3 separate regions of the Homo sapiens genome follow, and all the other regions are linked to region 1. The links are chromatin loops, found by intact Hi-C in ENCODE. Cell type or tissue: heart right ventricle. All regions are shown on one strand.

Evidence for each region. Peaks named below come from ENCODE experiments on the same cell type or tissue, not always from the same donor. Only the 100,000 strongest peaks of a DNase experiment are listed, where the experiment ranks them.
Region 2: it touches region 1 in a loop (2.3-fold over the local background); 13 of 110 quality-filtered maps call a loop at or near these places.
Region 3: it touches region 1 in a loop (7-fold over the local background); 104 of 110 quality-filtered maps call a loop at or near these places.

What each region holds. Positions count from the first base shown.
Region 1 is chr21:38,732,556-38,735,055 of GRCh38, reverse strand. No RefSeq gene overlaps it. Among named protein-coding and RNA genes, the nearest start is that of LINC00114, 40 kb to the left of the region's middle. In heart right ventricle, CTCF peaks have their summits at 778 and 980 (motif pointing left); a DNase peak (open chromatin) is centred at 955; H3K4me3 peaks cover 893 bases; H3K27ac peaks cover 1,003 bases.
Region 2 is chr21:38,992,332-38,994,831 of GRCh38, reverse strand. LINC02940 (long intergenic non-protein coding RNA 2940) reads left to right here. Exons shown (of 7, transcript XR_007067867.1): 4 at 1-2,087. Among named protein-coding and RNA genes, the nearest start is that of LINC01700, 16 kb to the right of the region's middle. In heart right ventricle, no CTCF peak of the experiment used is centred here; DNase peaks (open chromatin) are centred at 1,082 and 2,026; H3K27ac peaks cover 2,500 bases.
Region 3 is chr21:39,124,602-39,127,101 of GRCh38, reverse strand. No RefSeq gene overlaps it. Among named protein-coding and RNA genes, the nearest start is that of LINC02943, 41 kb to the right of the region's middle. RefSeq lists a silencer at 1,020-1,079. In heart right ventricle, a CTCF peak has its summit at 945 (motif pointing right); a DNase peak (open chromatin) is centred at 981; H3K27ac peaks cover 753 bases.

The sequences.
Region 1 (2,500 bases):
TCCAAATGTATTTGTCTCTAGATATTTTATTTTATTCTCGTAAAAGGTGGGAATGCAGAATATGCTTTGCTTTATTAAAAAGACTATGTATTTGCCTTTAAAATTTCAGGTTTTAGAAACATTTCGTTTTAAAAGTCTTTCCTTGAAAAATATGCAGATTGAAGCAAAATCTACTTACCCTAGCTTTTAGGAGAACTTCCTTCCTCAAAACGAACTTTTGCCTACGTGGCCTCCTTTTGTTTTTTCAAGTTGATTTAAATAGGAATGAAAATTACCCGTATTTAACCAGCAATCCAAAGGACAGAAGGTATTTTTCCTTGCAAAGGGGTGCTCATAATTTCGTAAAGTAATAAGACACCAGTGAAAACAATCACCCCAAATTCATTTCCATATGAAAAGAGAACCAGTGTAACTTGAAAACGCCTTTTATTAAATCTCAAGGTCAGAACTGGGGGAAAATTCTAAATGTTGAATCACAATAAGGCTCACTAGGATTTTCTCCTATTTACCCGCAGAGCCTGCTCTAGACTTCAGTGCTGGGCAGGGGGTTGCCCTGCGCCTGCACCGCGGCTGCAAAGCACCCTGTTTCCCTTCTCTGACCCGCCTGGCATTCCCGCCGCCGAGCGGCAGTTGAGTGATTTTTTTTCTTTTCCTTTAGCCGGCCCAGGGCTGCACTCGGTGACTGCTCTTCGTCAAATTCCTTCTTAAACAGTGGTCAAGTATTCTTCCGGTGCAGCTGTTATTTTCGGGTCCTGTATTCTGCTTTGTGCTGACCCTGTAATCTCAGCAGTACCCATTCGCCTAGCAGGGCTTCGGGATGCTTCCCCGACTCTCCTCGCACCTTCACACCAACGCACTCCGGGAATGTTTCTGATGGGTGTCAAGTCCACTCTCTGATGAACGGACTCGTGCTTTGAGAGCATCTTCAGGGTCAGTGCATCCAGTGACCGTTTCATGACACCGTTTGCCTCGAGCGCCACCGCCTGGCCAAAACTGGAACGACCTGTGCCCGTTGCTGAGGAGGAAAAACACCCGGGATGGAATTTCTAGTTTTTGTGCAATCCTCATCCTTTTCCATTTTCTGTAAAGTGACGATGACAGATATTTTCGCTTACTAATGCAAGTATTTTTCATCTGAATAAATATACCAATTTCTCTGGCAATAATTTGGGTTTAAAAATACTGAGGCTGGCCCGGCACAGTGGCTCACACCTGTAATCCCAGCACTTTGGGAGGCCAAGGCGGGCGGATCACGAGGTCAGGAGTTCGAGACCATCCTGGCCAACATGGTGAAACCCCGTCTCTACTAAAAATACAAAAATTAGCCGGGTTTGGTGGCGTGCGCCTGTAATCCCAGCTACTCGCGAGGCTGACGCAGGATAATCGCTTGAACCCGGGAGGTGGAGGTTGCAGTGAGCCGAGATTGTGCCACTGCATTCCAGCCTGGGCGACAGAGCGAGACTGCGTCTCAAAACAAAACAAAACAAAACAAAACAAAACAAAACAAAACAAAAAAATATACTGAGGCTGGGCATGGTGGCTCACTCCTGTAATTCCAGCACTTTAGGAGACTGAGGTAGGAGGATGGCTTGAGCCCAGGAGTTTGAGATCACCCTGAGCAAGACCCTGTCTCTACAAATATAATTTTAAAAATAACTGAGTCTGATGGCATGCACCTGTAGTTCCAGCTACTCAGGAGGCTGAGGAGGGAGGATGGCTAGAGCCCAGAAATTCGAGGTTGCAGTGAACCATGATCACGCCACTGCCCTCCAGCCTCGGTGACACAGCAAAGCCCTGTTTTTAAGAAAGGGAAAAGGAAACACAAAGATACTGAACTGAGCGCCATCCTATACCCTCAGCTATACATTACATAAATTGTATTCTTTAGAATTCTAAAGGCTGAGTAGGATGGGCTTTGGTAATGTAAAAATACAAAAGCAGATACAGGCAAAAAACATGAGAAAATTTTTTTCCTCTAGCATTCTGTCCATGGTGGACAGGATGGGTGAAGTGTGCCTAAAGTGCTTGTTTGATGGGTGCCCACCCCTCCCCACTCCCCAGTGGTCGACGCAGAGCACTGATGCTACAGACCCAGGCTCCAGAACACGCTGGATGGAAAGGTTCTGAGAAGAGTGTGCACACCTCAAGGAGTGTGTGTATGTGTGCGAGCAAATACCTCTGTAAGCAGTCTCCTGGGGGTGCTGAAAGAAAATATTAGGATTTCTCTTCATACCTATTTTTATCTCAAATTTCAGTACTTTTATTTTTATAGGACACATAAAAATTATTTGAACACTTGTATATTATTTACAAAACAAATCAATATTTTAATAGATATTGGGTGTGTGGGTTAAAAAATTGGAGTTTGCCAAGGAGATGGTGGAAGGTTGATGATGGCTTCCCTTGGACTGGGCAGAGGTGGGGTGAATAGGGCGTGGATCTTTATCTTTCTGCCTAGGGGGCAGCCCTATGCCCAAGGAACTGGCTCCCTTTTCCTGCC
Region 2 (2,500 bases), 260 kb before region 1:
GGAGACAGAGAGACACACAGAGAGACAGAGACAGAGAGAGACAGAGACAGAGAGACAGAGACATAGGGGAACACAGGCAGAGAGAGACAGAGACAGAGAGACAGAGACATAGGGGAACACAGGCAGAGAGAGACAGAGCTACAGAGAGAGACAGAGACAGACAGAGACATAGGGGAACACAGGCAGAGAGAGACAGAGCTACAGAGAGAGACAGAGGCACACAGAGAGAGACAGAAGCACACAAAGAGAGACAGAGACCAACAGAGCATTGACACAGGTCCACAGAGACAGAGCTAGAGACAGAGAGAGCGTGCACGGCGCACATGTATATAAAGCCTGTGGGGCGCCTTTTCTTTTCACATAGTGTGATCCAGTCCTATCAATTACTAGGATATTGGCATTTGTGATCATTGCGTCGTCTGGAATTTTTTTCTGGAAAAAAGAGGAAACACAGCCATCTGCCCAGAGCCATCCAGAATATGTCCCAGAGGCCTGTCTGTGTGTACGCGCACTCAGAAGCCTGGGGGCCCTTTCCTTGTCTAAATGTAGCTCCCCCACCGCGTCCCACCCCTGCACAGGAGCGAGGCCTGTGTCAACTTCAGCAGAGCGAGAATGAGGACAGGCCCAGGGGCAGGGAACTGGACGAAGGGAGTTGGAGGCCTTTTCTTGGGAATGGGTGGACCATTGCCCTGCATGGGGACAGGGACGGCACTGGTGGGGGAAGGAAATCTTGAGCTGGTTTCGGCCTTGACCCTCAGCAGCTAGCCCCGGGAGCTCTCATTCTCTGGACGCCAGGGCCTTGGGTTCCTTGGATGAGGTGAGCATGAGCATGTGGGGTAAGTGTTCATGTTTGTGCATGTATGTGTCTGTATGAAAGAGAGTGAGAATACGAGAACATGCCTGTCCTGACTCACAGAGTTGGTGAAATAAAATCAAAGACCCAATGAAAAAGCTCTTGAAAAGGTAAGAGGTCTGCCCAGAGCCAAGGTTTGTTGCCGATCCTGGGATTAGCTGACTTCTGGGCATTTGGAGCCTGCAGCCGTCTGGACATGATCTGGGGACAAGTGGAGGCCAAGAACTGAATATCAGAGAGAGTCTCAGAGAGAAGGAATGTGGACTATGGCAGGTTGCCAGGGATCACTCATGCACACGGATGTTTTGTTTCATTTTTTAGAAACTTTGGGAGAGGAAATAAGGGGGAGAAAATGTAGAATATATTGCATTTCAGAACTTAGGATGCCAACAACAAATTGTACAACTGCTGAAGCTTATTATGGGGGTTTGTTAACATGTGAACTTAAATGCACCAATCCTATCCCTTGCCTCCATTCATTTAACTGTTTAATAAATATTTGTTGAATGCCTAAGATTGATTAATTAATTCAGCCAATCACAGATACTATCACCCTCTTGCTGCATACATAGCATTGTGCTAGAGTTGATATAATGTCTAACATGTTTGAGGAATTATTTCATTCTGGAAATTATTCTTTCCACCTCTTCAGCATCCTAGGAGAACTCCAAATAAACCTTAGCATCTTATTTCAATATTTTTACATCACTTGTTTAAAATTTCTTAAAACCAAACCGGGTTTATTTATGTCAAAGTATACGCAAAATGTATGTGCACGAGAGATGCCATCTGCAAATATAAAAGTCTGTAAACCAAGTCCCTGCCCATGATGGGGTGACACAGGGTGGAAAGCGTGTGCAGGCTTGCATTCTTATAAATATGGATGAAATGCACATTCAAGAATGGTTTGGAAATGATTATTTCCTCCATTTGTTGGCCAAATGTACCAAATCCTTATCTTGGCCTCTTCCTTCTTTTGTTTGGAAAGCCCCACGTTGTCCTTGTCAACTTCCTCACTCATGCTGGTCTCTGGAATGAATTGTTCCACCTCTCCCTGGGCTATTCACTGCAACCAAGGACATCTTAGCAATGTGATATATTTTCCCCTCTCCGAAGTCAAATAGATGTTTTATATCCAATGGGCCAGATTGTGCAGGAGCTTGTCTTCACCCCCACAGGCCACAGGCTGGAGCCTTCCTGGAACAGAGGCTACATTGGCTGTCTTTTGACAAAGGTGCCTGGGTCCTGGGACTTCTTTTGTTTGGAGCTCAGCGGGCTGTGTGTCTGGCTGCTGACATAGCACAATGTTCCCATCTTGGCCCTCTCCTTTCAGGGGAGCAAGTTCCCCTGATGATGGAAGGAAAGAGGCCCCAGAGAGGAGAGGGCAGGGACGCATGATACAGCAGATCAGATGAGGCTCCCAAGACAGAAGGAGGCTTTCGGGTGCTACAGAAGTCTCTGCTGGGCTCAGTGCTGCTGAAGCCTCGCTGAGGGGTTGATGGAGAATCTTGGAAGGCCAATCTTCTCATCCGTGGACATCCTTAGGGGCAGAATACCATGGGTGGGGGTTATGGGATTTGAAGACCCCTGGCCACTGGGGGGCCAGAGGGCTTGCAACCTGCAGAGAACCCCTAGGGTTGTTCCCTT
Region 3 (2,500 bases), 390 kb before region 1:
AAAAAGATGCATCTAAAGCCCAGGAAGTGCATGGTCTCACTCTGCCGTTTTCATTAGGCAGCTTTGTTCTTTTAAAATGCAAGATAAATGCATCTGCCTTAGAACTGAATTCTCCTGTAATAGAATTTTTTAATTCTAAATCTTTAGCTGAAATGCCCAATTATTTAAAATAAGTAATAATTTACACCCACTCTTCCGCCATTGAGAACTTAAGGCACAATATCTTGGCTTCATTGCTATTGCCGTTTGGAGCCGGATGCTCCTTCACGTGGGGCTGCCCAATGCACCGTAGGATGCTGCACAGAACCCCTGGCCTCTACCCACCAGCTGCCAGTACATCCTCTTCCCCGGGTATGCCAAGCAAAAATGTCTCCAGATATTGCCAAATGTCCCCAGGGGACAAAATCATCCCTGGCTAAGAACCGCTGCTTCAGAGGGTGGGGACCGAGAGGGGGCAGGATGGAGGGAGCCATCCACACTTGCGATGCTGCTGGGCCTGGGAGCAACATGAGCTCCCAGCTTCCTCCAGCCCTTTCCCTGCAAGGGGGAATGGCCCAGCTGAGGGGCTGGGATTTTCAGGGGCCTTATTTCAGTGAGCTGGGGTGGGCAGGAGTTTTATATGCACATATATGTTGGGTATAGATCAGGAGTGTGACTGCTGTGCCGAGGGGCTGCACATGCTCAACTCAAATAGATATTGCCAGATAGTTTCCAGAAGTGATTGACCAGTTTGCACTCTGAGTAGAGTGGCAAAATTGCGAGGGGATACTGAGCACTTCCAGGTCTTGGGGACCTGGCCAGCAGCTCGGACAGGCAGCCCCAATCTCTCAAGTCCTCATAAGAAATATGAGTGCCTTCTTTGGACATTACAGGCTCATGGGACCACCTCCTGTTTCATGAGGCCAGTGGCTGGGCCTGTCTTTTCACTCAGAATTGAGAAATCATGCAACAGAGGAGCCTCTAGGTGGCACTGAATTCTGAGGCTTAGAGGACTTGGGCCTTTCCTATCCATGCTGCGAGTTCATTGTGACCTGATGCTGGCCTGGTTGGCCAGCTGAGCCCTGCCCTGCACCTGGGCTCAGAAATGCTGCGGGAGGGGTCTCAGCGGGTGGTGAAAGGCTCTTTCCTGACAAATGCATGTGTGTGTGTGTGTGTGTGTGTCAGTGTGGTGTGTGTGTCTGGTGTGTATGGCCTATGTGTGTTCATACATTTGTGCTGTGTGGGTGTGTGGCATGCATGTGTGTGAGTACATGTGTGCTGTGTGGGTGTGTGGCATACATGTGTGAATACATGTGTGCTGTGTGGGTGTATGGCATGCATGTGTGTGAGTACATGTGTGTTGCGTGGGTGTGTGTGTGACATGCATGTGTGTGAGTACATGTGTGTTGTGTGGGTGTGTGACATGCATGTGTGTGAGTACATGTGTGTTGGGGATGGGTGGGGAGGGGAGGGCTTGCTGAGCTCCTGAAAAAGTTTTGGTCCCTGCTGGAGATTAGGAAGTCAAGCAGAAATTTTTTAGAAGACAACAGTTTACCTGCAGGACACACACACACAAATTAATTTTTTCAAGTACAAAATTCAAAGCCACAAAAAGTTACACAGTGTAAAAGCAAGTGACCCTTCCGTCCTGCCGCAGCCTCTATTTGTCCCTTTTCTACAGTGAAAATAGTGTAAGCACAGTGAAACAGAATATATATAACATATCATCTATCTCTATAATCACTATATAAAATTAATGTATACATATCAAATACAAATTTGTATATATTTGAATATATTATGTATATTATATATATATCATTTTCTTTGGTATGTGGTGAGTGACAGCGTCTTATCTGGGCCCTCAGGAGTGATATTTGCTGCCTGGGCTCCTGTTGGTCTGCAGGCCCTTATGCTACAGAGTAGGCAGTAGCAGTGGCAGGACAAGTGGGAGGAGGGAGGTTCTGGAAGGAGAAGGTCCCTCACCCCCATACACACTTAGATGCACTGATGTGCATGCGTGCACACGTGCAAACACACACACACACACACACACTTGATCCTTTGGTGTTTATTCTACGATTGGTTATTAACAGATTTGGGTGGATTCCTTAAAAGGAATTCCTTTATAGAGTTAGGAGTCTCTATTTAGAGCTCTGTGTACATGCAGGATGTGAGTTGAACAAGCTCTCCCAGGAGCACAGATCTGGAGTGTGTGTGTTTTAAAAGCTCGGCTGCTATTTTTGGGAACGATGCTGGGGAAAGCGATCTTCGCAGGGAAGGGCAAGAGAGAAACTCCTCCTCTACTCCACTTCTTTGTTGACCACAACACTGAAGTGTTGCTAGCAGCATCCCTTGTGCAGTTCTTGGAGGTATATCACATCTTTTTGGCTGTAACTTTAGAGGAGTCTTAGGTTTCTCCAGCATCTTCAGTTTTGACAGATGGGCTGACTGGAGTTCATTAAAAAATGTCCATGTGTGTTCAATTTGCTGGAAACACGTTGGTTCTATTTTCTTAAAA